Regions from separate parts of the Homo sapiens genome. Here region 1 is linked to region 2. A link is a loop called in an ENCODE intact Hi-C map of the cell type or tissue named here. Cell type or tissue: PC-9. All regions are shown on one strand. Links, peaks and the distances in the headings refer to the core of each region. The heading gives the core; the rest is flanking DNA.

Region 1 (14,577 bases), core at 6,578-14,577, 52 kb before region 2:
GAAACCCCAAGGTCATGCCTTGGTAGCAGGCATCAAATATCCCTTGAATGAAGGCTGCTTGACTTAAACTCACCCTAGCAAAGCGGAAAAGCAGACTCAAGGGAGATCACACTGTTCCACAAATATTGCCAAAATGAAGCCCAACACAAGTAAACGAAGTCCAGATCCTCAATAACTTAAGAGTTACAATGTACTCCATCTAACAGAAAAATGACTAGACATGCTAAGCAGCAGGAAAATGTGACCATAATGAGGACAAAACATAATGAACAGGAACAGACACAGAAATGACAGGGGTGATACAGCTAGCAGACAAGGATGTTAAAACTGCCATTTTTGTATTAATACAAATACTTAATGAGAAAAATCAAAGATTTTTTTAAAAAGCAGAACTTCTAGAGATGAAAGATACAATATATGAAAACAATTAACTGAATAGCAGACTAGATACTAAAGAAGATCAGTGAAATTGAAAAACAAATTTTATCTAAAATACAGCACAAAGAGAATATAACTAGGGAAAAAAGGAATCAAACCTCAGAGATTTTTGGAATAATATCGAGTGGCTATATATGGAAGGGAGAACAGAAAGATGAAATTAAGGAGACAGTGGCCAAATTTTTCCAAATTTGACGAAAACTATAAACCAACAACGAAGAAGCTTAACTCCAAGCAGGATAACCACAGTACATCAAAATCTAATTGCTGAAAAATAGTGATAAAGAGAAAATTTAAAAGCAGAGGTAAGAGACACTTTATACCCACAAAAACAAAGATAATGATTTCCAAAGACTACTTGTTAACAGCTATGCAGCTAGAAGACAATGAAATAAAATCTTAAAAATACTGAAGACCACCTCACACCCATAAGGATGGCTACTAGCAGAGAAAAAAAAATTAATAAGTGTTGGTGAGAATATAGACATAGTGGAATTCTTTTACAGTATTGGTGAGAATATAAAACTGGCACAACTAAGGAAAACAGTATGATGGTTCCTCAAAAAATTAAAAATAGAATTACCAACCAGGCATGTCGGGTCACACTTGTAATCCCAGCACTTTGGGAGGCTGAGGCGGGAGGGATTGCTTGAGGCCACTAGTTAGAGACCAGCCTGGGCAACATAGAGACTCCCATCTCCACCAAAAAAAAAAAAAAAATTAGCCAGGTGTGGTGGCATGCACCTGTAGTCCCATCTACTTGGGTGGCCAAGGCAGGAGAATTGCTTGAGCTCAGGAGTTCGAGGCTATAGTGAGCTATACCTGCGCCACTGCACTCTAGCCTGGGCAATGGAGCAAGACTCCATCTCAAAAAATATATATATATGTATATATATGTGTGTGTATATATGTGTATATATATGTATATATGTGTGTGTGTGTGTGTGTGTGTGTGTGTGTGTGTGTGTGTATATATATAAATTTACCAAATAATCCAGCAATTCCAGTTATGGGTATATACCCAAAAGAATTGAAAGCATTGGCCAGGTGCAATGGCTCATACCTGTAATTCCAACACTTTGGAAGGCCGAGGCAGGAGGATCCCTTGAGCCCAAGAGTTCAAGACCAGCCTGGGCAACATGGCAAAACCCTATCTCTATTAAAAAATAATAGTACAAGAAATTAGGTGGGCATGGTGGCAGGCACCTGTAGTCCTAGCTACTTGGGAAGCTAAGGTGGGAAGATAATCCGAGCTCTGGAGGTCAAGGCTGCAGTAAGCCGTGACGGCGCCAGTGCACTCCAGCCTGGGTGACAGATTAAAACTAACGTCTTAAAAAAAAAAAAAAAAAAAAGCTAGAAATGATCAAGCTTACAAAGGAAGACATGTCAAAAGCTGAGCCTCTTGTGTCAAAGTCAGCCAAGTCATAAACACAATGGAAAAATTCCTGAAGAAAAGTAAAAGTGCTAGTTCTTACTCCATTTGCAGAACCCCTAAAAAAAAATTAAAAAAGTGCTACTTCAGTGAACGCATGAGTAAGAAAGTGAAACAGTCTTTTTGCCGATATGGAGAAAGTTTGAATGCTCTAGACAGAAGAGCAAACCAGCCACAACATTCCCTTAAACCAAAGCCTAATCCAACCAGCCACAACATTCCCTTAAATCAAAGCCTAATCCAGGCAAGGTCCTAATGTTCTTCAATTCTGTGAAGGCTGAGAGAGGTGAGGAAGCTGCAGAAGAAAAGTCTGGAGTTAGGAGAGGTTTATTTGTGAGGTTTAAGGAAAGATGCCGTCTTCAGAACATAAAAATGCAAGATGGAGCAGTAAGTGCTAATGTAGAAGCTCCAGCAAGTTATCCAGAAGATCTAGCTAAGATCATTGGTGGAGAAGCCTACACTCAACAGATTTTCCTTGTAGACCAAACATTCTTCCATTGGAAGATGCCTTCTAGGACTTTTGTAACTACAGAGGACAAGTCAATGCCTGGCTTCAAAGCACAGGCTGACTCTCTTGTTAGGGGCTAATGCAGCGAGTGACTTTAAGTTGAAGCCAGTGTTCATTTACCATGCTGAAAATCCTAGGACCCTTAAGAATTAAGCCTGGATGACAGCACATCTGCTCATAGCATGGATAACTAAACATTTTAAACCCACTGTTGAGAACAACTGCTCAGGAAAAAAAAAAAAATTAATGCTTGTTGAAAACATACCTAGTCACTCAAGCTCTGATAGAGACATACAAGGAAATTCATGTTGTTTTCACGGTTGCTAAGACAACATCCATTCTGCAGCCCATGTATCAAGTAGTAAGTTGAACTTTCAAGTCTTATTTAGGAAAAACATTTCGTAAGGCTATAACTATCACAGATAGTGATTCCTCTGATGAATCTGAGCAAAGTCCATTGAAAAATCTTCTGGGTCAGGCATGGTGGCTCACACATGTAACTCCAGCACTTTGGGAGGCCAAGGCAGGTGGATCTCCTGAGCTGAAGAGTTCAAGACCAGCCTGGCCAACATGGTGAAACCCTGTCTCTACTAAAAATACAAAAATTAGCTGTGCATGATAGCGCATGCCTGTAATCCCAGCTACTCAGGAGGCTGAGGCAGGAGAAATGCTTGAACCCAAGAGGCAGATGTTGCAGTGAGCCAAGATTGTGCCAGTGCACTCCAGCCTGGGTGACAGAGCGAGACTCTGTCTCAAAGGAAAAAGAAAAACCTTCTGGAGGCCAGCCATGGGGGCTCACGCCTGTAATCCCAGCACTTTGGGAGGCCGAGGCAGGTGGATCACCTGAGGTGTGGAGTTCCAGACCAGCCTGACCAATATGGTGAAACCCTGTCTCTACTGAAAACACAAAAATTAGCCAGGCATAGTAGCATGTGTCTGTAGTCTCAGCTACTTGGGAGGCTGAAACAGGAGAATTGCTTGAGCCCGGGAGGCAGAGGTTGCAGTGACCCGAGATCGTGCCACTGCACTCCAGCCTAGGTGACAGAGACTCTGTCTCAAAAAAAAAAAAAAAGAAAAAGAAAAGAAAAGAAAAGAAAAAAAAGAAAAACCTTCTGGAAAGGATTCACTATTTTAAATGCCTTTGAGAACATTCGTGATTCATGGTGTGGAGGCCAAAATATCAACATTAACAGGAGTTTGGAGAAAGTTGATTCCAACTCTCATAGATGACTTTTTGGGGTTCAAGACTCCAGTGGAGGCCAGGCACATGACTCACACCTATAATCCCAGCACTTTGGGAGGCCGAGGCAGGTGGATTGCCTGAGGTCAGGAGTTCAAGACCAGCCTGACCAATATGGTGAAACCCCATCTCTACTGAAAATACAAAAGTTAGCTGGGCATGCTGGCTTGCACCTGTAGTCCCATCTACTCGGGAGGCTGAGACAGAATTGCTTGAACCCTGGAGGTGGAGGTTACAGTGGGCCAAGATCATGCCACTGCACTCCAGCCTGGCTGTTAGAGTGAGACTCAATCTCAAAAAAACAAAACAAAAAAAAAAAAACTTCAATGGAGGAAGTAACTGCAGATGTTGTAGAAAGAGCAAGAGAACTAGAATCTTATCTCATGATAAATTGGAACAAATGAGGAGTTGCTTCTTATAGATGAACAAAGAAAGTGGTTTCTTGGCCAGGCATGGTGACTCACACCTGTAATCCCAGCACTTTGGGAGGCCAAGGCAGCTGGAGCACTTGAGGTTAGGAGTTGGAGACCAGACTGGCCAACATGGTGAAACCCCATCTCTACTAAAAATATAAAAATTAGCCACGTGTGGTGGCGCACGCGTGTAATTCCAGCTACTCAGGATGCTGAGTTGGAAGAATCAGTTGAACATGGGAGGCCGAGGTTGCAGTGAGCCAAGATCACGCCACTGCCCTCCAGCTTGGGTGACAGATCAAGACTTTGTCTCACAAGAAAAAAAAAAAAAGTAAAGTGGTTTCTTGAGATGAAATCCACTAACGGCGAAGATGCTATGAACATTGTTGAAATGACAACAAAGCATTTAGAATATTACATAAACTTAGTTGATAAAGCAGCACTAGGGTATGAGAGAATTGACTCTAATTTTGGAAGTTCTCCTGTGAGTAAAATGTTATCAAACAGCATGGCATGCTACAGAGAAATCTTTCATGAAAGGAACAGTCAAACAATGTGACAAACTTCAATGCTGTCTTATTTTTTTAAATTGCCACAGTGCCCCCACCTTCAGCAACCACCACCCTTGACCAGTCAGCAGCCATCAACATTGAGACAAGACCTACATCAGCAAAAAGATCATGACTCACTGAAGGCTCAGATTATTAATATTTTTTTAGCAATAAAGTATTTTTTTGCACTGGTTACCCAATAGTGTTTTTAAAATAATGCATATACATTGTGTTTTTAGACATAATGCCATTACACAGATACGGTGTAAACATAACTTTTATATACACTGGGAAATCTAAAACTTTGTCTGACTTGCTGTATTGCAAAATTTGCTTTACTCAGTGTCCTGGAACCAAATTCACAATAACTCTGAGATATGCCTGTATATATATGTTTACTACAAAACATGTTCAAGAACGTCCTTAGGAACACAATTTATAATGGACAAAACTTGGAAACAACCCAAATGTCCGTCAACAGAATGGATCGACTATGGTATATTCATACAATGGATTATTACACAGCAGTGAGAATCACTGAACTGCTACAAAAAACAGATGAATCTTGTAAACATATTGTTGAGTTTCCTGAATCACTGAACTGCTACATACAACATAGATGAATCTTGTAAACATAATGTAGAGTTTAAGGAGCCATAAACAAAGGAGAACATAGTACTTACATAAAATTCAAAAACAGGCAAAATAATCTGTGATGTTAGAAGTGAGAACAATGGTTATTTTTGGAAAGCCATCGGAAAGGAACACAAGAGATACTCTGGGTTGCTGGGAATGTTCTCTTTCTTGACCAGTGTTCTAGTTACACAGGTGTGCTCACTTTGTAAAAATTCTTGAGTTAGATATTTGGAATTTTTGTATTTTTGCATACGGATATTATACCTCAGATAAGATGTTAGTTGAAAAAGAGGCTGGATACAGCGGTTCACACCTGTAATACCAGCACTTTAGGAGGCTGAGGCAGGAGGATTGCTTGAGGCCAACAGTTCAAGACTAGCCTGGGCAACATGGCAAAACCCCGTCTCTACAATTTTTTAAATTAGCAAGGCGTCATAGTGCATGTCTGTAATCCCAGCTACTTGAGAGGCTGAGATGGGAGGATCGCTTCAGCCCAGGAGATTGAGGCTGCAGTGAGCCATGATCGTGCCACTGTACTCCAGTCTAGGCGACACAATGAGAGAACCCCACAGATCCCACAACATCCACCCATCTACTACAGCTGAGTCCATCCACGCTGCCTTCACTCCTGTTACTGTAGGTGAACTGTTCATACTTCCATGAAAGACAAGCCTTTCTTCTTGGGCCCTTAAATAATCATCTCTCTTTTCTTTCCAAAGATGTCATCATTCTGGCAAGCCTCCCAACTCATTCCTACATCTTTTCCTCTTGACTAGATCTTTCCCATCAATATACCAACAGGTTACCACTTTATACATTTTCAAGATAACCTTCTCTTAACCAGTTACTTTACTTTTTTTCTGCTTCTTTTGGCTTAAAGTAAAACTCCTCAAAAGATTTTCTATACTTGCTGAATCCACTTTTGTTCTCCCTGAACCACCTCCAATCAAGTGCTCACCTCCGCACTTCACAAAAACCGATCTTATCAAGCTTACTTACCTACATGTTGTTAAATCCAATAGTCACTTCTTCATCCTCATCATATGCAAGTCTCAGCAGCTTTTGATGCAATCATCAGCTCTCTCTTTCCTGAAACACTTTTTCCTGTTTGCTTCCAGAACATCACACTCACCCTGTTTTCCTTCTACCACTCTAGTTGCTTCTTTCCTACTCTCTTTTGCTGGTTTCTCCTTGTCTCTCTGCCCTCTGCAATTTGGAAACTGCAATTCATTTGGTAACCTCTATTCCCTTTTCTCTCTTTTAAGGTTCTTATCCGTTTCATGACTTTACACAATCTGTAAGCTGTTAAACACCAGGTAAGTATCTCCAATCCAGATCTCTCTCCCAAATTCAGACTTCTATATACATTCATCTCTTCAGCATCTCTACTTGGATATCTAATAGCCATCTGCAGTTTTATATGTTCACAAAGTCCTGACCTTCCCTGAAAAACCAGTCTTCCACAGGCTTCCCATCTTAGTTAGTGGCAACACCATCCTTCTAACAAGATAAAACCCTTGGAGTTATTTACTCCTCTATTTCTCTCCAACTCAATCTGTCAGCAAATCCTCACACTGAACCTTCAAAATACTTCCAGGCTGGATGCGATGGCTCACGTCTGTAATCCCGGCACTTTAGGAGGCTGAGATGGGGGGATCGCCTCCTATCTCAGGAGTTCAAGGCCAGCCTGGGCAACATGGTGAAACCCCATCTTTACAAAACATACCAAAGTTAGCTGGACATGGTGGCATGCACCTGTAGTCCGAGCCACTTGGGGGGCTGAGGCAGGAGGATCACTTGAGCCCAGGAGGTCGAGGCTGTGGTGAGCTGAGATCATGCCACTGCACTCTAGCCTGTACAAAAAAAAAAAAAAATTCCAGAATCTGGCCACTTTCACCACTTCTACTACTACGGCTTTGGTTCAAGCCACTATTGCATAGTGCCTGGATTATTGCTATAGTCTCCTAACTGGCCTCCCTGCTCTACCCTCGCCCCCAAGCCAGTCTGTTCTCAATGCAGCAGGCTAGAGTCATCCTATTAAAATGTGAGTTCTCTGCTCAGAAACCCCTACAATGGCCTATTTCACTCAAAGGAGAAGACAAACTCCATACAATAGCTTAAAAAAGCCTCTACTGGCCTCCTCTGTATGCCCCTCTTAACTCCTCTTCTTCTCCTCCTTTAATCCACTTACAATAGCTTCCTCGCTGTTCCTGAAACATGACAGGTGGGTTCCTGCTTCAGGGCCTTGCAAGTCTTTCCTCTAGAATGTGATCTTCCCCCTTAATCCTCATGGATCATTTCCTCGTCTCCTCAGATGTTTTTATTTTTCCTTGAGATGGGGTCTTGCTGTGTCACCCAGGCTGAAGTATACTGAGTGGTACAATCATTGCTCACTGCATCCTCGACTCCTGAGCCCAAGTAATCCTCCTGCCTCAGTCTACCAAGTAGCTGGAATTACAGGTGTGCACCACACCTGGCTAATATTTCTATTTTTTGTAGAGACAGCGTTTTGCCATGTTGCCTAGGCTGGTCTCGAACACCTGGGCTCAAGCAATCTTTCCTCCTTGGCTTCCTGAAGTGCTGGGATTACAGGCGTCAGCCACCATGCCTGACCTTCCTTCAGATCATTACTTGAACATCACCTTTTCATCGAGGGATTTCCTGTCCACCCATGGGTGGGTGTGTGGGTGTGTGTGTGTGTGTGTGTTTTGGTTTTGGTTTTGTGTGTTTTTGTTTTGTTTTTTTGTTTTGAGACAAGGTCTCACCCTGTCGCTGAAGCTGGAATGCAGTGGCACAATGATTATAGTTCACTACAGCCTCTAACTCCACAGGCTCAAGCTTTCCTCCTGCCTCAGCCTTCCAAAGTGCTGGGATTACAGATGTGAGCCTCCACACCCAGCCCAGGCCACCCTATTTAAAATTTTAAATATCTTCCCTTTCTACTCCATCCTCCCAAGTTCTCCATCACTTCCTTTGATCTCTATCATTTGTTTCCTTATAATAATTTACAGTCTGTTTCCCACTAGTATGCAAACAACACAAGTGTTGGAATTTTTGTCTGTGTTTTGACTGATGTATCCCCAGTGCCAAGAACAATTCCTGGTAAACAGTAAGAGCACAATAGTTGTGGGATGAAGACGTTATCTCATTGATTGCCAGTACATTCAAGCTTCATAGAGGCAGAAACCATATCTTATTCATCTTTGTAATAAAAAATTAAATGGGCCCAGTGTGGTGGCTCACACCTGTAATCCCAGCACTTTAGGAAGCCAAGGGGGTGGATGGCCTGAGGTCAGGAGTTCGAGACCAGCCTGGCCAAGATGGAGAAACCCTGTCTATACTAAAAATACAAAAATTAGCTGGGCATGGTGGCGGGCACCTGTAACCCCAGCTACTTGGGAGACTGAGACAGGAGAATCACTTGAACCCCAGAGGTGGAGGTTGCAGTGAGCCAAGACCATGCCACTGCACTCCAGCCTGGGCAAGAAGAGCAAAACTTGTCTCAAAAAAAAGACTAAATGGAAGCAGTAAGATCAGATTCTTGGGGACAGGTGCAGTGGCACCTGCCTGTAATCCCAGCTACTCAGGAGGCTGAGGAAAGAGGATTGCTTGAGCCCATGAGTTCAAAACCAGGCTAGGCAACGTAGTGAGATCTCATCTTTAAAAAGTAAGAAGAATCTTAAAAAAATAGAAAAACTGATCTTTGGCTCAAGTAAGGTACTTAAAGCAGACAAGCAGGCAGGGTATTTAATTATTCTTTTTTTTTTTTTTTTTTAAGAGTCAGAATCTTGCTCTCATGCCAGTTTGCAGTGCAGTAGCACGATCATGGCTCACTGCATCCTCAAATTTCTGAGCTCAAGTAATCCTCCCACCTCAGCCTCCTGAAGTGCTGGGATTACAGGTGTGAACCACCACACCTAGCCCCAATGTTTTTTCCAGTTTTAATCAAAGTATTTGACCTCCTCAACTGATGTATGTCATATGTTCCCAAGCAAGGTTATCAACGGCCTTCTCCTTCTTTCTTGAGAAATTTTCAAGCTGGGCATGGTAGCATATGCCTGTAGTCCCAGCTACTCAGGAGGCTGAGGCAGGAGGATCGCTAGAGCCCAGGAGGTTGACCTGGGTTCAGGCAATCCTCCCGCCTCGGCCTCCCAAAGTGCTGGCATTACAGGTATGAGCCACTGTGCCTGGCCTTCTTTCAGACCTTTACTTGAACATCACCTTTTTATTGAGGGATTCCCTGTCAACGCTTTTGTGGGTTTTTTGTTTTTGCTTTTTGAGACAGGGTCTCACTCTGTCACTGAAGCTGGAATGCAGTGGCACAATGATCATAGTTCACTGCAGCCTCAGACTCCCTGAGCACGCCTGCAGTTCCAGCTACTCAGGTGGCCGAGGTGGAAGGATTGCTTGAGCCCAGGAGGTCGAGGCTGTGGTGAGCCATCACTGCAGCACTGCACTCCAGCCCGGGCAACAGAGTGAGTCCCCCGTTTCCAAAAAAAAAAAAAAAAACATTTTTTCCACTCAACCAAGAGAAAGACAAAAACTACAATGAGCAGAGTGTACAACAAAAATGCAGTTATTAAAACAATGCTTACCAATAGCCCACAGATAAAAAATAAGGAGGAAATCCAAACCCTGAGAGGTAATACAAACACAGTTGTTCAATTAATTTGTGAGATTTTTCCTTACCAGAGAACGGTTAAAGACACAGATATGACTCAGAGGGAAGAGAAAAATCAGCAGATGTGTTGGTGTATGATTTCTATAATACACTAAACAAATGAGGGCTAAATTCGACCCCTCTGATATGAAGACCCTGTGTTATTAAATAAACAGCACTTCCTACGCACCTGAATATATTTCTAGAGAAAATTTCAATGGTTGAAAAATTTCAGTAACTTATCCCCAAAAAAATGACAAGTTCACATTTTAATCTTTTTATTTATATAAAAAATTATAAATTATTTCACATGAAAGCTTTTGGAGTAAGTTAACTATGAGGCCAAAGTTCTTTTCTCAGAGAATCTGCACCCAGGGAGGCTTTTCTGCCTACTTCCCACGGTGGCCGTGTGCCCCTTCTACCTCCTTCAGAGGAGGACCAAGGACCATCACATCAGCCAGCAGGGGGAGGCCGTGATCGATCACCACTGCTGGCAACAGACCTCTCAGGGCACACCCACTGTGTATACAACTAGTCATCAGTCATCTCCGTAGTGGGGTTGGGAGCAAAGTGAATAGGACTCTATTACAATGCAGGCAAGTTGGTAGTGACAATGACCATTATCTAAGAAGTACAACCTTACCAAAAAAAGGTAACTTTTTTTTTTTTTTTGAGACTCAGTCTGGCTCTATCGCCCAGGCTGGAGTGCAGTGGTACGATCTCAGCTCACTGCAACCTCTGCCTCCCATGTTCAAGCGATTCTCCTGCCTCAGCCTCCCAAGTAGCTGGGATTACAGGTACCCACCACCATGTCTGGCTAATTTTTATATTTTTAGTAGAGATGGGGATTCACCATGTTGGCCAGGCTGATCTTGAACTCCTGACCTCAAGTGATCTGCCTACCTTGGCCTCCCAAAGTGCTGGGATTACAGGCGTCAGCCACCACACCTGGCCAAAAGTAACTACCTTATAAATAAAAAATTCACTGTGTCAGACACAGTGATAACTGTCAGAGTTACAGGGTTTGCATAGAGAAAGTTGATCATGACAGAAAACTTGATGAATTGAATGACAACACTCAGAAAGGGCTGGGTGCGGTAGCTCACGCCTGTAATCCCAGCACTTTGGGAAGCCAAGGCAAGTGGATCACTTGAGGTCAGGAGTTCAGACCAGCCTGACCAACATGGTGAAACCCTGTTTCTACTAAAAAAATACAAAAAAATTAGCCAGGCAAGGTGGCACACACCTGTAATCCCAGTTACTCAGGAGGCTGAGGCAGGAGAATCGCTTGGACCCAGGAGGCGGAGGTTGTAATGAGCCAAGATTGCGCCATTCGTTGCACTCCAACCTGGGTGACAGAGTGAGACTCTGTCTCAAAAAAAAAAAAAAAAACAAAAATCAGAAAGGAAGAAACATATTAATGACATCATGACGTATTAATGGGAGCATCCTTCAGATTACACCAATTAACTTGCATATAAATCACCTTTCCAGGGCATATCGTATGCAGAAGATGAGCTGTACTATATTCAAAGGGCACTGCCTATGTTTTTATAGTATCCCTTGCCCATCACAGAAGAGTATAACTTAGCCAACAACCATCTCTGGAGCTTCGGAAAGGAAACTGTTTCACTAGGTAACACTTGGGAGGTAGCGTGCTGTATGTGTGTATACATACACACACATATATGTATTTACACATACCTTATTGTCTCCCCGCAAGGAAATGTGTAATCTGCAGAATCACTAATAGCGATCCTTCCATTCGCATTCTGAAATAAGAGTTTTGACTCAAGAGGGGACCAGGCATGGTGGCTCACACCTGTAATCCCAGCACTTTGGGAGGCTGGGGCAGGTGGATCACTTGAGGCCAGGAGTTTGAGACCAACCTGGCCAACATGGTGAAACCCCATCTTTACTAAAAATACACAAAAATCAGCTGGGCATGGTGGCTCACATCTGTAATCCCAGCTACTTGCAAGGTTTGGGGGGAGAATCACTTGAACCTGGGAGGCAGAGGCTTCAGTGAGCCAAGATCATGCCACTGCACTCCAGCCTGGGCAACAGAGTGAGAACCTGTCTCCAAAAAAAAAAAAAAAAAAAAAAAAAAAAAGAGTTTTGACTCAAGAGGCCTAAACATGGAATAATAAGACATCCTGGTTTAACTGAATAGTCCTAGTTTATTTTTATTTCTCAATACAATTATTAATAGTGCAGACTCTCCCCCTACAAAAACATGTTCCACTTTGAATAATGAATTACACATTACCTTACCTGATTGGCTATTATCTCCTTTATGGAACATTAGCTAAGCTTTGGCTGTAAAGTGGACAAAATTAGAATTAGTGCTGCGATTTTCCTGTAAGAGTACAGGAAAGGTGGTCAAACTGGTTAAATCACCCTGCCTTTTCCTTTACAGAAAAATCACAAACCTGGCAATATAAACAAAATGAGGATGGCTTTTAACAATGGAAGAACCATCCCTGTTCCCCTGTCTTCGTTAGAATTTGCTATTTGTAGGCCAGGCGCAGTAGTTCCCACCTGTAATCCCAGCATTTCGGAAGGCCGAGGCGGGCAGATCACAAGGTCAGGAGTTCAAGACCAGCCTGGCGAATATGGTGAAACCCGGCCTCTACTAAAAATACAAAAATTAGCCAGACATGGTGCTGCATGCCTGTAGTCCCAGCTACTCAGGAGGCTGAGGTGGGAGTATCGCTTGAACCTGGGAGGCGGAGGTTGCAGTGAACTGAGATTGCACTACTGCAGTCCAGCCTGGGTGACAGAGCAAGACTCTGTCTCAAAAAAAAAATTGCTATTCATGCAGCTTGTCAGGACCATTTCAGAATAATGAGAACTCTCTTGCCAGCCCCTAGGGATTTTAAATGTCATGAATAGTTATGAGAAAAAGTCTCACACACTTTATCTGTTTATATTTATATTATTTCTGGCATACTAGGCAAAAAGTAGAGGTAATACTTTGAATCAGGAGCTATTTATTTTTAAGTTAACAGTACAGAAGGGAAGGTTCTCTTTCCATCAAAGTTCTCCTCCACGCTACCAAACCTGGAATTATTAGGAACGGCAGCTCCACAGAATGGAAAAGCTACCAGCAGGCATTCAACTGAAATCAAGTGCTCTACCACATATCCCTCCTTCACTCTCCCTATCACAGCAGTTCTCATTCTCACTTAGTGAGAAAGTTAGTGGAGGAACTACTAGGGTTAGGGGTGAGAGAACAAGCAGCATTCACCCAGGCAGCAATTTGCAAGGCAAAAGATCTACTTACCCACACTCTAATAGCAGCCCTCTTATCCTAAAGGATGCCACGAATTGCAAAGCCCTGGTCTCCCACCCACACTGTCCCAGCAAGTTCTGAGCATGTTTGTACATGCTCTTGCCCCACAGGTAGCAACGCTCTCATAGTGTGTCTCAAAGTTCAGTCCCATAGATGGCCTTATAACGTAGGTATTCTTCTAAGCACTGAAGAGCATTATCATCTACCTTTGGGTCAAACTTGTTGGCCAACAGGTGATGGTTTTGAAGCATCCAATTCAAGTCCCCAGCCCCATAAACGCAGATAGCCCGCTGGTGGATTCCAGAGCAGGGAGCATAAGGAGCACCCTTATCGATGTCTCCCTCATGACCCTGCCACTTGACCAGCCTGGCAATAGAAGTCATGTCTGAGATGTCGTACTTGGGGTGGTTGGGAACAGAGCCAGGCATCCACCGTGCACGCTGAAGGGTGGCCCAGAGGTGTTCATCTGGGCTATAAGTGTCTTTTACCCATTCAATCAGTTGTTGGGATTTAGGGTTCTTCAAAACATGTTGGACGAAATCTCGGGAAGCCACAATGTACGCATTCCCTGTAAACATAGTTAAATTATAAGGGGGAGGATCCTTCTTCTTGTTGGTTAGGTGTAATGTGTCTCTCACTACCTCAAAGTGATATTTCCAGCGGGTTTCTTTGTGCTTAGGAGGTACCTCTGACTCCATGCTATTCCTCCCATTCAACATCTTGAGAGCCTGGACCATCTCTGCATTGCTCTTTATAGGAAAGTCCGTCCCACATGTATTCAGGAAGTATTTCCACGGCACTGAGCTCTGGAGCAAGTCTTCCATGCAGTTGAGGTCAGCTTGCACCCTGGACCAGGAGGCATAAACCACCCGAACCAGCTTACTGGCTATGAAGACATTTGGGAAGCAAGAAATAATTGCTTTGACCGCCTCTTTGAAAGTTTCTGGGGACTTCTCATCCACATGGACACAGTATATGTTCTGAGGGGCATACACAGCTCGCAGTAGCCTTTCAAAGTTTTCAATCTTCTCATGAATCACCATAGAGTATGCAATAGGGAACTCCACCTCTTCTTTGCTCAGTGGGAACTGTATGAACTTCCTTTCAGCCTTGAAGTGCTCACAGTCTCTGGTGAGGGAGAGGTAGTGGGTGTCTGTGAAAGGCTCTCGCTTCTTCTTGACCTCCAGGTTATTCAGAATAGCCTGAAGCACTGCCTCTTGGTCCCCTCGGGTGACCCCTGAACAGTTGATAGACCTCTTTGCTGGAAGTTTCAGGAAATTATACAAGATATTCCTACAGTACTGGCTTTGAGATTCCCTGGACTCCAGACCCAAGTGGTCAGAGTCACACTTCAACCTGAAAGAAAGTTTCAGAGCCACAGTGGCCAGCAGCATATAGCAGCCC
Region 2 (15,267 bases), core at 4,631-12,630:
ATAAATACAAAGCAGGAATTCTTCCTCATCGACCTGCCCCCTGCCTCCCCACCCCCGACAAAAAATGTTGCTTATTCCATTCTAAGTCAGTCTGGCAGATGATCCCAGCACCAGGCCTGGGATGAACTCGGCTGACCCTCCTTCCCTTACTGGCTTCCCACACTGTGTACTTCCTTCAAGTCCAGTTTAAGCCTTTCCAATGGAGTTTCCCCAGTCCAAAATGACATCTGATTTTTTTTTTTTTTTTTTTTTTTTTTTTTTTTTGAGATGGAGTCTCTCTCTGCCGCCCAGGCTGGAGTGCAGTGGTGCGATCTCTGCCTCCCAGGTTCAAGTGATTCTCCTGCCTCAGCTTCCGGACTAGCTGGGATTATAGGCACATGCCACCACGCCCAGCTCATTTTTACATTTGTAGTAGAGACTGAGTTCCACCATGTTGGTCAGGCTGGTCTCGAACTCCTGACCTCATGATCCACCCACCTCAGCCTCCCAAAGTGTTGGGATTACAGGCGTGAGCCACCACGCCCAGCCAAGTCATCATTTCTGATGCAGCACCTTCTGAAGATTCAGAGCCCTGGCCACAGTGGGGACACTGCAGGCTTATTCAATACAATGTGGTGTCACAGGCACAGGGGACCATAGGCCGGGGGCTCAAATCCCAACTTTGCTACTTCTTAGCAGTATAACTTAATTCGATGAGTGACTTAACTTCTCTGTGCCTCAATTTCCTTACCAAGAATGAATTCCACCAGGCACAGTAGCTCATGCCTGTAATCCCAGCATCTTGGGAGGCCAAGGCAGGAGGATTGCTTGAGCTCAGGAGTTTGGGACCAACCTGGACAACATCGTGAGATCTCATCTCTACTAAAGACAATTAGCTGGGTATGGTGGGTACTTGCCAGTGGTCCCAGCTACTTGGGAGGCTGAGGCAGAAGGATCGCTTGAGCCCAAGAGGTTGAAGCTGCAGTGAGCTATAATTCTGCCACAGCATTTCAGCCTGAGTGACAGAGCAAGACTCTGTCTCCAAAAAAAAAAAAAAAAAAAAAAAAAAAAGTCCAGGCACAGTGGCTCATGCCTGTAATCCCAGAACTTTGGGAGGCTGAGGCAGGCGAATCACGAGGTCAGGAGTTCGAGACCAGCCTGGCCAACATGGTGAAACTCTATCTCTACTAAAATTACAAAAATTAGCCGGGCATGGTGGTGCACACTTGTAGTCCCAGCTACACAGGAGGCTGAGACAGGAGAATCACTTGAACCCTGGAGGCGAAGGTTTTGGTGAGCCAAGATCGTGCCACTGCACTCCAGCCTGGGCGCAGAGCAAGACTCCAACTCAAAAAAAAAAAAAAAAAAAAAGATTTCCCTGCCAGGCCTGGTGTCTCATGCCTGTAATATTAGCACTTCCAGAGGTAGAGGCAGGAGGATAGCTTGAAGTCAGGAGTTCAAGACAAGTCTGGGCAACATAGTGAGATCCCATCTCTACAAAAAAATTTTAATAATTTGAAAACAAACAAAGCCTAAAAATAAAAAAGAATGAGTTCTTACTTGTGAGTTAAAATTAAAAAATAAAGATATGGCCAGGCACAGTGGCTCACGCCTGTAATCCCAGTAGTTTGAGAGGCCAAGGCAGGTAGATCAGTTGAAATCAGGAGTTCAAGACCAGCCTGGCAAATGTGGCGAAACCCTGTCTCTACTAAAAATACAAAAATTAGGCAGGTGCTTGCAGTAGCATGCACCTGTAATCCCCACTGCTCAGGAGGCTGAGGCAGGAGAATCACTTGAACCCAGGAGGCGGAGGTTGCAGTGAGCTGAGATCATGCCACTGTACTCCAGCCAATGCAATGGAGCAAGTCTCTGCCTCAAAAATAAAATCAAATAATATATATATGTAACATAATCAGTCCCTGGACAAAAGTAACAGCTCTATAAATGTTGATCCTTATTAAGCAGATACTGTTTTGAAGTCTAACTGAACTTTTAGTTTTTTTCTTTTCTTTTTTTAATTTGTAGAGATGAGGTCTTGCAGTGTTGCCCAGGCTGGTCTCAAACTCCTGGGCTCAAGTGACCCTCCTGCTTCAGCCTCCCAAAGTGCTGGGATTACAGGCATGAACCACTGTACCTGGCCAACTCTTCTTTCTCTTCAAAGAAATTTCTGAGGCTGGGGAAGAATTAGTGATCCGGGAGAAACCACCATTCATTTCATCATTTACAAATCATTTCTGATTGTTGACCAAGTGTTCTCAGAATCTGAGGGGCTATTAGCAGGCTATAGACTACTATCCCACTAATAAATACATAAATCTGTGTGTTAACTAAATATTCCTGTGTGCTTATTATGGACTAAACATTGTTGCTAAATGCTTTTCTCATTTAGCTCCATAGCAATCTTATGAAGTTATTATTTTTATTCCCATTTTAAAGATGAGAAAAATGGAGGCTTAGAATTATTAAACTGTACAGACCTGGTATCTGAATTCTGGTTTTCTAACTTCAGTGTTCAGATGTCTAAGTACTGTGTGTTAAGCACTTGCTTGAGAGATTGACACATGGGGCCCATGTGGATAGGTGAGAAAAAAAATGCAAGAAGTGTTTACCTCCCCCTTTTTATTTCAATGTGGGACTATCTATAACTCACAGTTCTGGTAGGGATTGAATTTAATCATGTTGGATAGACCAAGTCCAGTATTAACTACTTGGATGATTGGTAGAGAAATAAGGCACATATAATCTATATAAATTGACAGTTCACATGTTGGAATTCCAACCTCAAGGTGATAGTATTAGGAGGTTGGGCCTTTGTGAGGTGGAACCACCATGATTAGGGTCAGTGCCCTTATCAAAGGCCTCAGAGCATTAGCTCATCCATTCCCCCACGTGAGGACACAGTAAGAAGGTGCCATCTAGAAGCCAGAGAGTGGGCTCTCCCTAAATACTGAATCTGCTGCACCTTCATCTTGGACTTCCCAGCCTTCAGAGCTATGAGAAATACATTTCTTGCCCAGTCCACTGGTAATGGGTTATCAGAACATATTAATATTAGTGTCACTGAAGTTGCTATACAACCCCCTACTGCTAAATTTGACTGGTTTTTTAGAATAAAAAAGAAAAGAAAGAGAAATGTCTTGTATAAGCTACTTAGTCTATGGTATTTTGACATTCAAAATGGGCTAAGACATAAGGAAATACAAGAGGAGTAACAGGCATGGGGGAGGCATTGAGGAGAGGAGGGTAGGTGATATGCTCCCTCTTGAGTATGAAGTGCTTGTGGAACATGCAGGCAGGCCTAGGAAAGGAATGGTTTGGGGTTTTATCTGCAGAGATGGGGAATAGAGGCCATGATTAATGGTCCACAGAGTTTCTGAAGCACAAAGGCCGAGAAAGGAATCCCTGGACCCAGTTGAGGGTCCAGCAAAAGAGGCAAGGAAGAGCCATTTAAATGCGTGCCCCATTTCCAAAGACAGGGTAAGTTCCTTAGCACAAGGAGGCACAGCTCATTCATGGTCTGGCTTTCTATGATTTCAGTTACACTTGGTCAACTGAGGTCTGAAAATAGGTGAATCAGTACAATAAGATTTTGTAAGAGAGATTGCATGAGAGAGAGAGCCCACACTCACACAGCTTTTATTACAGCATATCGTTATAGTTCTTCTATTGTTAGTTATTGTTGTTGATACCTTGCTGTACCTAATTTGTAAACTAAACTTGACCACAGGTCAAGGAAAAACATAGCATATTTTTTTTTATATAGGGCTCAGAACTAACTGCAGTTTCAGGCATCCGCTGGGCAGTGGTTGGGGGGTTCTGAAACGTAGCCCCTGGTGGATAAAGGGAGACTACTGTATCATTCACAGAGGCTTACATCTAGAAGGCTCTCAGCCGGGTGCAGTGGCTCATGCCTGTAATCCCAACACTCTGGGAGGCCGAGGAGGGGTGGGGGCGGATCACTAGAGGTCAGGAGTTCATCACCAGCCTGGCCAACATGGTGAAACCCCATCTCTACTAAAAATACAAAAAATCAGCTGGGTACGGTGGTGCATGCCTATAGTCCCAAGTGCTCAGAAGGCTGAGGCAGGAGAATCGCTTGTACCCGGAAGGCAGAAGCTTCAGTTGAGCTGAGCACTCCAGCCTGGGCAACAGAGTGAGACTCTGTCTCAAAATAAATAAAACTTAAAAATAATAGAAGGCTCTCAAAAGTATTTTTGGAGTGATGTATTTATTAGTGTGTGGTTAGCTGGCCTTTAAGTAAACTGAAACTTTATTTTTTTTTTCTTTTTAAATAATACATACTGATATATCCAGCAAGAGACTTGTCTAATAAATAGCTACTTATTAAACCAATAAATAGTTTTTCTTGAAGAAATAAAGTTAGGTCCCCACCTCATGCCATGGTGAAAATAAATTTAGAATCTATTATAGTTTTGTTATAAAAATGTTAGGGAAAATGGAGAATGTTCGTATTGCTTAAGGGTAGAGGTGACCTTTCAAAGCAAGACAAGAGCCTACAGCCATACCACCCTGAACGCACTCAATCTCTGTCTAATCTCCGAAACTAAGCAGGATTGAGCCTGGTTAGTACTTCAGTGGGATACTGCCTGGGAATACTGGGTGCTATAGGCTTAAAGAAAATAAGAATAGAAATAAAGCAAGACAAGACACACAGATGCTGTAAACACAAAATAAACCCTGAGATTTGACAGCATAAAAATTAGATGTTTCAATATGGCAAAAACCCAAGTAGATTCAAATGATAAACAGTAACCCAGGGAGAAAATGTTCACTTACTATTCATAATAAACAGAACTTCTATATGACAATTAGAGCTTGTCATGCCCTGCTGAAACCTACAGGGATATGTCTCATGACCTGCTTATGCTGTTGTCTTCAGGTGGGTACAGGTGTTTGGGTACCAGGGTTGTGAGACGGTCATTTAGTGGATATATAAGATAAACAGAATAAATCAGTTCAATTTTAATTAATGATTGGACAACTTAACAAGTTAATTCTATTTAAATGCCTTTAGCAGCAACTGGGACTTACAAAGTGCTTTCACACATGTAACTTGCTCAGCCTGGCCTGCGGGCCTGGCTGCCCCCACCTGTCTCCATCTACATCTCCAGTGACCCTCTTCCTCTTCCTTGTTCATTAGCCTCCTTGCTACTCAAAAACTAACATCTCCTGCCTCAGAACCTTTGTACATGCAGTTTCCTTCCTTTGGACGCTCTTGCCTCACATACGCTTGTGCTTGATTCCTCATTTCACTGAGGTCTCTCATCAAACGCCCCCTCTGTACACAGGCCTTATGGTCAGGGACTCTGTTTTGAGTCTGCTGTGTCCCTAGAGACTAGAGCAGAGCCCTCTCTATAATAGGAATGCAAAACCTTGTTGAATCATAGGATTCATTTATTAATCAATTACTTCATGAAATTTGTTTTTCTTCTGAGTCAAGATCTTCCCGTCACCCAGGTTGGAGGACAGTGGCACAATCGTAACTCAATACAGTCTTGATTTCTGGGGCTCAAGTGATCCTCCTGCCTCAGCTTTCTGAGTAGCTAGGAATGCAAGCGTGTGCCACTGCACCTAATTTTTATACTTTTTGTAGCAACAGAGTCTCGTTATGTTGCCCAGAAGCATCTTGAACTTCTTGCCTCAATGAATCCTCCCTGCCTCAGTCTGCCAAAGTGCTGAAATTACAGGTGTCAGCCACCATGCCCAGCCTACTTCATGTAATTTAATCTTCACAATAAAAAGACCTGTTTATCCGGGATATTTACATTTCTTTTGTTGTTGTTGTTTAGTTTTGTTTTTTGGAGACGGAGTCTCACTCTTGTCCCCCAGGCTGGAGTGCGATGGTGTGATCTCGGCTCACTGCAACCTCCGCCTCCAGGTTCAAGCAATTCTCCTGCCTCAGCCTCCCAAGTAGCTGGGATTACAGGCGCCTGCCACAACAACCGGCTAATTTTTTGTGTTTTTTTTTTTAGTAGAGACATGTTTCACCATGTTGGCTAGGCTGGTCTCGAACTGCTGACCTCAGGTAATCCACCTGCCTTGGCCTCCCAAAGTGCTGGGATTACAGGCATGAGCCACCACACCTGGCCAGATATTTACATTTCTTCGTCGAATAGAATACTTGACCTATTGCATTTTCTTACATCCCTCCAGCTCAACACAGCTGCCTCCCTGAAGCATTTCAAAGCCCATCCTTTCCAAATGTGCTAACGTGAATTATTCTCCCTACTCAGATTCCTCTGTCTAAATAAACATTCCTTGTTGTCTGGCCCCAGAATTTTGAGAGGTCAACTTGGGAGGATCACTTAAGCCCAGGAGTTTGGGGCTGCAGTGAGCTATGATAGCACCCACTACACTCCAGTGTGGGCAACAGAGCGAGACTCTGTCTCATCAATCAATCAATCAATTGTCCCTGTGAAACAAATGCCCGCAGTGAATACCACTGCAATATGACCCATTCTTTCCTCTGCTTGAAGATAAAAAGTAGGCCAGGCATGGTGGCTCACGCCCGTAATCCCAACACTCTGGGAGGCCGAGGTGGGCAGATCACCTGAGGTCAGGAGTTCAAGACCAGCCTGAACAACATGGAGAAACCCTGTCTCTACTAAAAATACAAAATTAGCCGTTCATGGTGGCACGTGCCTGTAATCCCAGCTACTAGGGACGCTGAGGCAGGAGAATCGCTTGAACCCTGGAGATGGAGGTTGCAGTGAGCCGAGATTGCGCCATTGCACTCCAGCCTGGGCAATAAGAGCAAAAATCTGTCTCAAAAAAAAAAAAAAAAAAAAGTGGCCAGTATACAAACTCAGTAAGTTTAAATATTTGAAAACTTTTATCAAGTTCCTTGTTAGCATTCCTGTTCCATGATGATTCCAGGATAAAAATGATATTACTGTTTCTTGCAATAATGTCCACTGAACGATAAGCTGTACTGCCTCTCTCCCTGCGAGACTTGCTGTCACACAACAGGCAGGTCTCAAGACAAACCTCAGCACCTTCCAGTGCAACATGGTGACCTTGGATTGTTTTATATCATGGCCACACTCAGAGCACCAGCACTTCATAGAAAATATAAATGCCGTTCCCGTGATCTAGTCTAAGGTAGGGAGAAGGTAAATATACAAAATTGATAAAATCTTTGTATTCAACAAGTTAAAACATGACCAGGCATGGTGGCTCATGCCTGTAATCCCAGCATTTTGGGAGGTCAAGGCGGGTAGATCACCTGAGGTCAGAAGTTCGAGACCAGCCTGGCCAACATGGTGAAACCCCATGTCTATTAAAAATATAAAAATGAGCTGGGCGTGGTGGCACGGGCCTATAATTCCAGCTACTTGGGAGGCTGAGGCAGGAGAATTGCTTGAACCCAAGAGGCAGAGGTTGCAGTGAGCCAACATTGCACCACTGCACTCCAGCCTGGGTGACAGAGCAAGACTCTGGGAAAAAAAAAAAAAAAAAAAAAAACTAAAAAAAAAAAGAAGTTAAAATATAATAGGGGATCCAGGTAATGAAAGCAGCTTATTATAATAAAGTCAGAATGAAAATATATGCTAAATAAAAGTCCAAGCAATGTGCTCTGGAAAAACAACCTGAATGGAGATAGAGAGAGAGATTTATTTGTGTTTAAGAATGAAGATGGGCCAGGCACAGTGGCTCACACCTATAATCCCAGCACATTGGGAGGCTGAGGCAGGCAGATTGCTTGAGCTCAAGAGTTCAAGACCAGCCTGGCCAACATGGCAAAACCCATCTCTACAAAAAATACAAAAATTAGCCAGGCATGGTGGTAGGTGCCTGTAGTCCCAGCTACTTGGGAGGCTGAGGCAGGAGAATCGCTTAAATCCAGGAGGCAGAGGTTTCAGTGAGCTGAGATGGCACCACTGCACTCCAGCCTGGGAGACAGAGTGAGACTCTGTCTCAAAAGAAAAAAAAAAAAAAAGAAAGAAGAAAAAAGATGAGGGTGCTTGGGTTCATATGGTAGACTTGGAGGAACAGGGATTAATTTAAGGTACAATAAAGAAGGGGTGATTACTGAGGACAGGTAGGATAACAAGTGCTTGGGTAAATAGGACAGTCTTGGGAAAGAGGATTGTTATTTCCTCCTTTGAGGACACGGAGGTGGTTGAAAAGAATGCATGAGGGTGTGGTGACATTTCAATGAGCCACAGGCAAGTTTATGCCACAATCTTCTCACAGAGGTGGAAGGCTACGTCACTGAGTGAGAGTGATGGCACAAGGAAGAATGAGATCGAAAGAGTCATGTTACAAGAATCAGGATGCAAATCAATATAATTCCAAACAGCAGGAGAGAATAAGAGAGAGACCAGGGATGAATAATAATCAAGCAGCCTTTAGGATCCACATAAAGGTTGATCACACAATTTTGGAATGAAGTCAAGCAACATGGTTCTGCTTTTTGGTTACTGTTTTTGCTAGCACTATTTAGACAGCTTGGGTACACATGTACGAAAATTTGCAGCTAAGTTTACATGAGGTTGAAGATTGACTGGCTCTTGAAAATCAAGGGTGAGAAGAAAGGAGGAAGTTTATGACAGCACACAAATGGTTGACCCTAAGGTCCAGGTGGGATAGGGAAACAAATGAAGGCAGAGGTGACTAAGGGGCTGAGAGAATAAGGAAAGGTTAGAACCAGAGGTTGAGATGCTATCGTAAGGCAGGTTTAGTAGAAATAAGGATACAGAAAAGATAAAATGTCAATGTCAGAGAAAGAAGCTTCACGGATTGTAATTTCAGGTCAATGTTGGAGAAAGGAAGACTCCAGGGTTTATAATTTCAGGTTCTACAAGAGGACCTGTCCAGGAGTTACTAACGTGAAGGGGGGTGTCAAGACACCATAAGGCCAGATGCTGGATAAGTCACTCATCTGGACACTGGAGATGCTCCAGATGACTGCCAGGGACTGAGTGCTGGGCAAGCCTGAGATCCAGGGACCAATATGCCCAGGGCATCTGGAAGAGACCTGGAGGCGGTGGCAGTAAGTATACACAGCAGGCAACAGGGCTGCCTGGTGGTGGCTTGAGAGGAAGCGATCAAACCACTGAAAGCAGACGTGGAGAGCACAGAGACGATGCCATCCTCCTGACTCGAGCGTGCAGGGACTATGAGGTTGTAGGGTGGGGTGCTTTTAAAAAATGGGGGGAGGAGGAGCGAGCCCACACAGGAGGATGAGGACAATAATAACAGCAAGGTTTTCTCCGTGCAAGAGATAGGAGGTCAGATTAGGTGAGGGAGCCAGGCCACTCCAGCAAAGGCCTTTTCCTTGAAGACCAGCAGGCCTCGTGGCATCCCCTCTCCCATCAGCCCTCAGCTAATCACTGAACCTTCTTTAAATCATAGGATTTCTTCCTCAGGTTTTCCTCAAGTTACAGGATTTCAGTGGTGGCATTATGCTCCCTACCCAAAGGGCCTTCAGGGCCCATTTTCTGAGTCGAAGTAACAGACATGAACTCTACAGAAGAGCTTTGAAGTACTTGCAACTGTCCGATAAAGAATGGGCTTCCCCCTAAGTAATAATTGGAGGTGTTCTACTGCATGCACCACAGTACCTCTCTGAATAACACACCCCCAAGAGGAAGGATCTGGAATCATAATGTAAGTGCATCATCTCCTGAAACCTTTCTCAGAGTGAAAATTAAAAGCCTGCTGTAAGGGATGACACCGGGCACTGAGTAAAATGCACGTTCTCGACTGGTGCTCCTGCCCCACTCCTTTCTTAGTATGTAACCATTAGTCCAGATTGATATTTTGCCATCTTATTTCTCAGATTGCACTTTTGTTTATGTGTGCACACACTATAGTTCCATTTGTCACCGGGAAAGTACAGCTATTAATTATCACCTATATTGACTTTCAGTTAATTGAAGGCAGGAAGAAGGAAGAAAAAGAGAAAAAAATCAAGCTCTAACAACTTGGGTTGGGGAAATAAAAGGCAAAGGTCATTGACAGATAAGAATATTTTACTGTACATAAGAATGGCTAATTTTTACTGTAGATAAGAATTTACTGCAGATTAGACTATCTAATTTTTTTCTTAGATCGAGTCTTGCTCTGTCGCCCAGGCCAGAGTGCAGTGGCGCAATCTCGGCTCACTGTAACCTCAGCCTCCCGGGTTCAAGCGATTCTCTTGCCTCAGCCACCTGAGTAGCCGCGACCACAGGCGCATGCCACCATGCCCAGCTAATTTTTTGTATTTTTAGCACAGATGGGGTTTCACCGTGTTAGCCAGGATGGTCTTGATCTCCTGACCTCGTGATCTACCCACCTCAGCCTCCCAAAGCGCTGGGATTACAGGCGTGAGCCACTGCGCCCAGCCTAAAAAGTTTTTTATTTAAAAGTTATAGTATGCTAAGGTTAATTAATGAGACAAATTTTATAAATTTAGTGTTGCCTAAGTGTACAGTGTTTACAAAGCCTACAGTAGTGTACAGCAATGTCCTAGACCTTCACATTCACTCACCACTCACTCACACACTAACTCACCCAAAGAACTTCCAGTTCTGGCCAGGTGCGGATAGGCTCACACCTGTAATCCCAGCACTTTGGGAGGCTAAGGCGGGTGGATCAGGAGGTCAGGAGTGCAACACCAGCCTGGCCAAGATGGTGAAACCCCATCTCTACTAAAAATACAAAAATTAGCCGGGCATGGTGGTGGGCATCTGTAATCGCAGCTACTCGGGAAACTTAGGCACGAGAATCGCTTGAACCCAGGTGGGCTGAGATCGCACCACTGCACTCTAGCCTGGGTGACAGAGCAAGACTCCGTCTCAAAAATAAATAAATAAATAAAATAAAATAAAGAAAGAAAAATGTTATTGTTGAAAAAAAAAAAAAAAAAAGAACTTCCAGTCCTATAAGCTCTATTTATGGTAAGTACCCTGTAATACAGGTGTACCATTTTCATTTTTTTTTCAGTTGAGACAGGGTCTCATTGTCTCCTAGGCTGGAGTACAGTGGCTCAATCCTAGCTCACTGCAGCCTTGAACTCCTAGGCTCAAGCAATCCTCCTGCCTCAGCCTCCCAAGTAGCTGGAACTACAGGTATGCACCACCAGAAGCAACAGGCCTAGGAGCAATAGGCCATACCATAAAGTCTAGGTGTGTAGTAGGTTATGCCATCTAAGTTTGGGTAAGTGCATGCTGTGATGTTTGCACAATGATTAAATCACCTAAAAATACATTTCTCGGAATGTATCTCCATCATAAAGCAATACATGACTAATTCTCTTTAGAATTTCTGGACTTGAAACAGCCATTTAATGCAATCAAGAACTTTTGCTGAAGGCTCATAATTCAGAGAAATACAACTGAATTCACTGAGAAAATTAGTTTTCTTTTTAAAAGAATTTTTAAATTTAATTTAAAAAATAATTCACACAGTTCAAAATTTTAATAATACAAAAAGCCTACAAACACTCTCATTTTCAGTAATGGCAAATTCGACCATTTGAACTAACCCTCCTGTTCAGAACAACTAGAAAAGGTCAACACAATTTTTTTTTCAATCTGCTTAAAACATCTAATAGCTAAAGAGATAGTGAAGAATTACTGGACCAGGATTCAGGAATGGATGAATAGCCTACAAGGTGAGCCTATCATTTAGGACAGCTTCCACCCAGGTGGCTTCTGCAGAATCTGGAAGAGACACCAGAGATAAGCTTCCAGGACCGGGGAACAGAATATGACAAAAGTAGAGACTCTGATCAATGTTTCTTATGTGATTTTGGTTGTGGCCCTTCAGAGCTGCATCTTAACTGTAAGAGTTAACACGTTGCAGGCTGTCTTTGAGTCATTTAAGTGACCCAGACAATGAAACTCTCTGGAATTAGAAAAGGTAAAGCCCCAGGCAGATGTCTGAGGCAAATTAAAATTCTGCCTGGGAAAAATAACATTTTGCTAGGCTTCAAGTTGTTTTAACAAATAAAGCCCAGTGGCACAATCGAAGATGACCAGGCATACAAGGAGCCAAGAACACATACACAAAAAGTAGCAGAAGGTGAAGCCAGGCATGGTGGCATGCACCTATATTCCAAGCTACTCAGGAGGCTGAGGTGGGAGAATCATTTGAGGTCAGGAGTTCAAGACTGTAGTGCACTATAATTGCTCCTATGAATAGCCACAGCACTCCAGCCTGGGCAACATAGCCAGATGCCATCTCAAAAAATAAACATTTTTTAAAAATTAGCAGAAGTTACAAATAATTAAAAACAATGTACAAAGGACTCCAAATATTGGAACTATCAAATACTGACTGTAAAGTTGCTTTGCTTATCTTGGCCATGGAGATAAAAGACAAATTAAACACATTGGCAGAGACCTGGAAACTGAAACAAAAACACCTGTTACTTAAAAAATTAGAATTAGAAATTCTAAGACTGAAAAATGTAACAGTTAAAATTAAGAACTTATGGGGCCAGGCACAGTGGCTCATACCTGTAATGCCAAGACTTTCAGAGGCCAAGGCAGGCAGATCATGAGGTCAGGAGATTGAGACCATCCTGGCTAATACAGTGAAACCCGTCTCTACTAAAAATACAATAAATTAGCAGGGCTAATTTTTGGTTGCACACACCTGTAATCCCAGCTACTTGGGAGGCTGAGGCAGGAGAATCACTTGAACCCAGGAGGCGGAGGTTGCAGCGAGCTGAGATTGTGCCACTGCATGCCAGCCTGGGCAACACAGTGAGACTCCATCTCAAAAAATAAAAAATAAAAAAACTTATGAATAGATTCACCATTAGATCAGGCATAGGTGAAGAGAAAATTTGTAAATCAGAAGTTAGTATGAAGTAATGGTATGCTGCTGGTAAAGCAGCTCTAAGGGGTAGAACCCCTAATTTATACTATTTGCCAGCTTCCATGGTATGAATACTCCTATCACGCCTCCATTTCAAGTTACCAATGGTTTAACAATGATCTCATAAATTTTCTTTATAAAAAATTTAGTAATAGGCTCTCACAAACTTGTGTAATCAAGCTACAGAACACCACTTGTTCTGAAAATATCTATATTGAAGCACAGAGAGTCAAAGGATAGAAAATGCAGATGAGAGGTAAGAGAAATAAAGGATGCAGTGAAAAGATGTCACATGTTTAACTGTAGTCCTAGAAGGAGAGGAGAGGGAGAATGGAATAGAGACAACCTTCAGAACGATATTACCTAAAATCCTCCAATACTGATGAAAGACATTAATCTACAGATTTAAGAAGTCTAATAAACTCCAAGCAGAATAGACTTTTATCAAGATACATAGGAAAACCGCAGAAATGCAGTTGGGGTGCAATGGCTTATGCCTGTAATCCCAGCACTTTGGGAGACCAAGGTAGGTGGATCACCTAAGGTCAGGAGTTCGAGACCAGCCTGGGTAACATGGTAAAACCCCGTCTCTACTAAAAATACAAATATTAGCCAGGAGTGGTGGCAGGCACCTATAATCCCAACTACTTGGGAGGCTGAGGCAATAGAATCAACTTGAATCCAGGAGGCAGAGGTTGCAGTGAGCCAAGATCATGCCCCTGCACTCCAGCCTGGACGACAAAGTGAGACTCTGTCTCAAAAAAATAAAAATAAATAAAAAATAAAGGAAAAAAGAAAACTGCAGAAAACCAAAGGCAAAGAGAAAAATCTTAAGATCTAGAAGCAACCAGAGGGAAAAAAAAGTACTGCTTTCAAAACAATTAGACCAAGAGCTCACATTTCAACCTAAATGATAGAAACTAGAAAATAGTGGAAAAATATCACCACACTTCTGAAAGAAAATAACTGCCCAACTAGAATTCTATAATAAAATTTTCCTTCAAGAATGGAAGTAAAATAACTTCTAGGCAAAAATTAAAGGAATGTTATTGGCAAACTGTACTAAAGGAAACTCTAAAGCGTCATCTCAGCCAGGCGCGGTTGCTCACAGCTGTAATCCCAGCACTTTGGGAGGCTGAGGCGGGCAGATCACAAGGTCAGGAGATCGAGACCATCTTAGCTAATACGGTGAAACCCCATTTCTACTAAAAATACAAAAATTAGCCAGGCATGATGGCATGGGCCTGTAGTCCCAGCTGCTGGGGAGGCTGAGGCAGGAGAATGGCATGAACCCAGGAGGCGGAGCTTGCAGTGAACCGAGATCATGCCACCGCATTCCAGCCTGGGCGACAGAGCAAGACTCCATCTAAAAAAAATAATAATAAATAAATAAATAAATAAAATAAAAAGAGTAATCTTCAGGTAGGCAAAACTGATCCCAGGTAGATCCCAGGTAGAAGCACAGAAATAAAGGAAGGAACAAAGAGAAACAAAAGCAGTAATCTAAATGAATATCAAACAAGAATAGCAATGTCTTGTGGTGTTTAAAATGCACACAGAAGTAAATACTTGACAACAATAGCATATAAGTTGAGTGGGATATAAAATGAACTCAAAGTGTTTTAAGATCCTAAGATTATCAGCAAAAGAATAAAAGCATCAATTAAAATTTGTTTTCCAAATTAACACATAGATTCAATGCAATCAGTCTGAATCCACATCTCAGCTGCCTTTTCTGTAGAAATTTTCAAGCTGATTCTAAAATTTACTCTAAAATTCATAAAAAGCATTTAAAGGACCTATATTACCCAAAACAACTTTGAAAAAGAAGAAAGTTGAAGGGCTAACAGTACCTGATTACAAGATTATGAAGTTAGAGTAATCCAGACAACATAGCGTCAGTATAAACATAGGCAAATAAATCAATGAAATAGAATGGCATCAAGAAATAAACCCATATACATATGAGAAGCTGATGTTTTTTATACATGTCAGTTAACACAAGTCAATGCATTGGAAAAAGGAAAGTCTTTTCAACAAACAATCCTGGAACAACTGGAATTCCATAAGCAAAAAAAGGAAAATAAAACTTGGACACTACCTCAAATTAATTCAAAATGAATTATAGAACTAAATTGAAAATCTAAACTATCATATCTAGAAGAAATCACAGAAGAATACTTGTGACCTTGGGTTGGGCAAAAATTTAAGTATGGCATCAAAGACACAATACATTAAAAAATAGATAAATTGGACTTTATCAAAATTAAGTCTCCTAGGCTGGACGTGGTGGGTCACGCCTGTAATCCCAGCACTTTGGGAGGCCGAGGAGGGTGGATCACTTGAGGTAAGGACTTCGAGACCAGTCTGGCCAACATGGTGAAACCCTGCCTCCACTAAAAATACAAAAATTAGCTGGGCATGATGGCGGGTACCTGTAATCCCAGCTACTCC

Evidence for each region. Hi-C counts contacts between places; a loop is a spot of excess contacts. Peaks named below come from ENCODE experiments on the same cell type or tissue, not always from the same donor. Only the 100,000 strongest peaks of a DNase experiment are listed, where the experiment ranks them.
Region 1: it touches region 2 in a loop (3.0-fold over the local background); 2 of 110 quality-filtered maps call a loop at or near these places.

What each region holds. Positions count from the first base shown.
Region 1 is chr15:59,618,286-59,632,862 of GRCh38, reverse strand. It overlaps GCNT3 (glucosaminyl (N-acetyl) transferase 3, mucin type), which reads right to left. Exons shown (of 3, transcript NM_004751.3): 3 at 10,140-14,577. The coding sequence ends at 13,308. Among named protein-coding and RNA genes, the nearest start is that of GCNT3, 14 kb to the right of the region's middle. In PC-9, for the core only: a CTCF peak has its summit at 10,304 (motif pointing right); a DNase peak (open chromatin) is centred at 10,392.
Region 2 is chr15:59,563,447-59,578,713 of GRCh38, reverse strand. It overlaps the pseudogene RNA5SP396. Among named protein-coding and RNA genes, the nearest start is that of GCNT3, 41 kb to the left of the region's middle. In PC-9, for the core only: no CTCF peak of the experiment used is centred there; DNase peaks (open chromatin) are centred at 8,163 and 11,173; H3K27ac peaks cover 3,187 bases.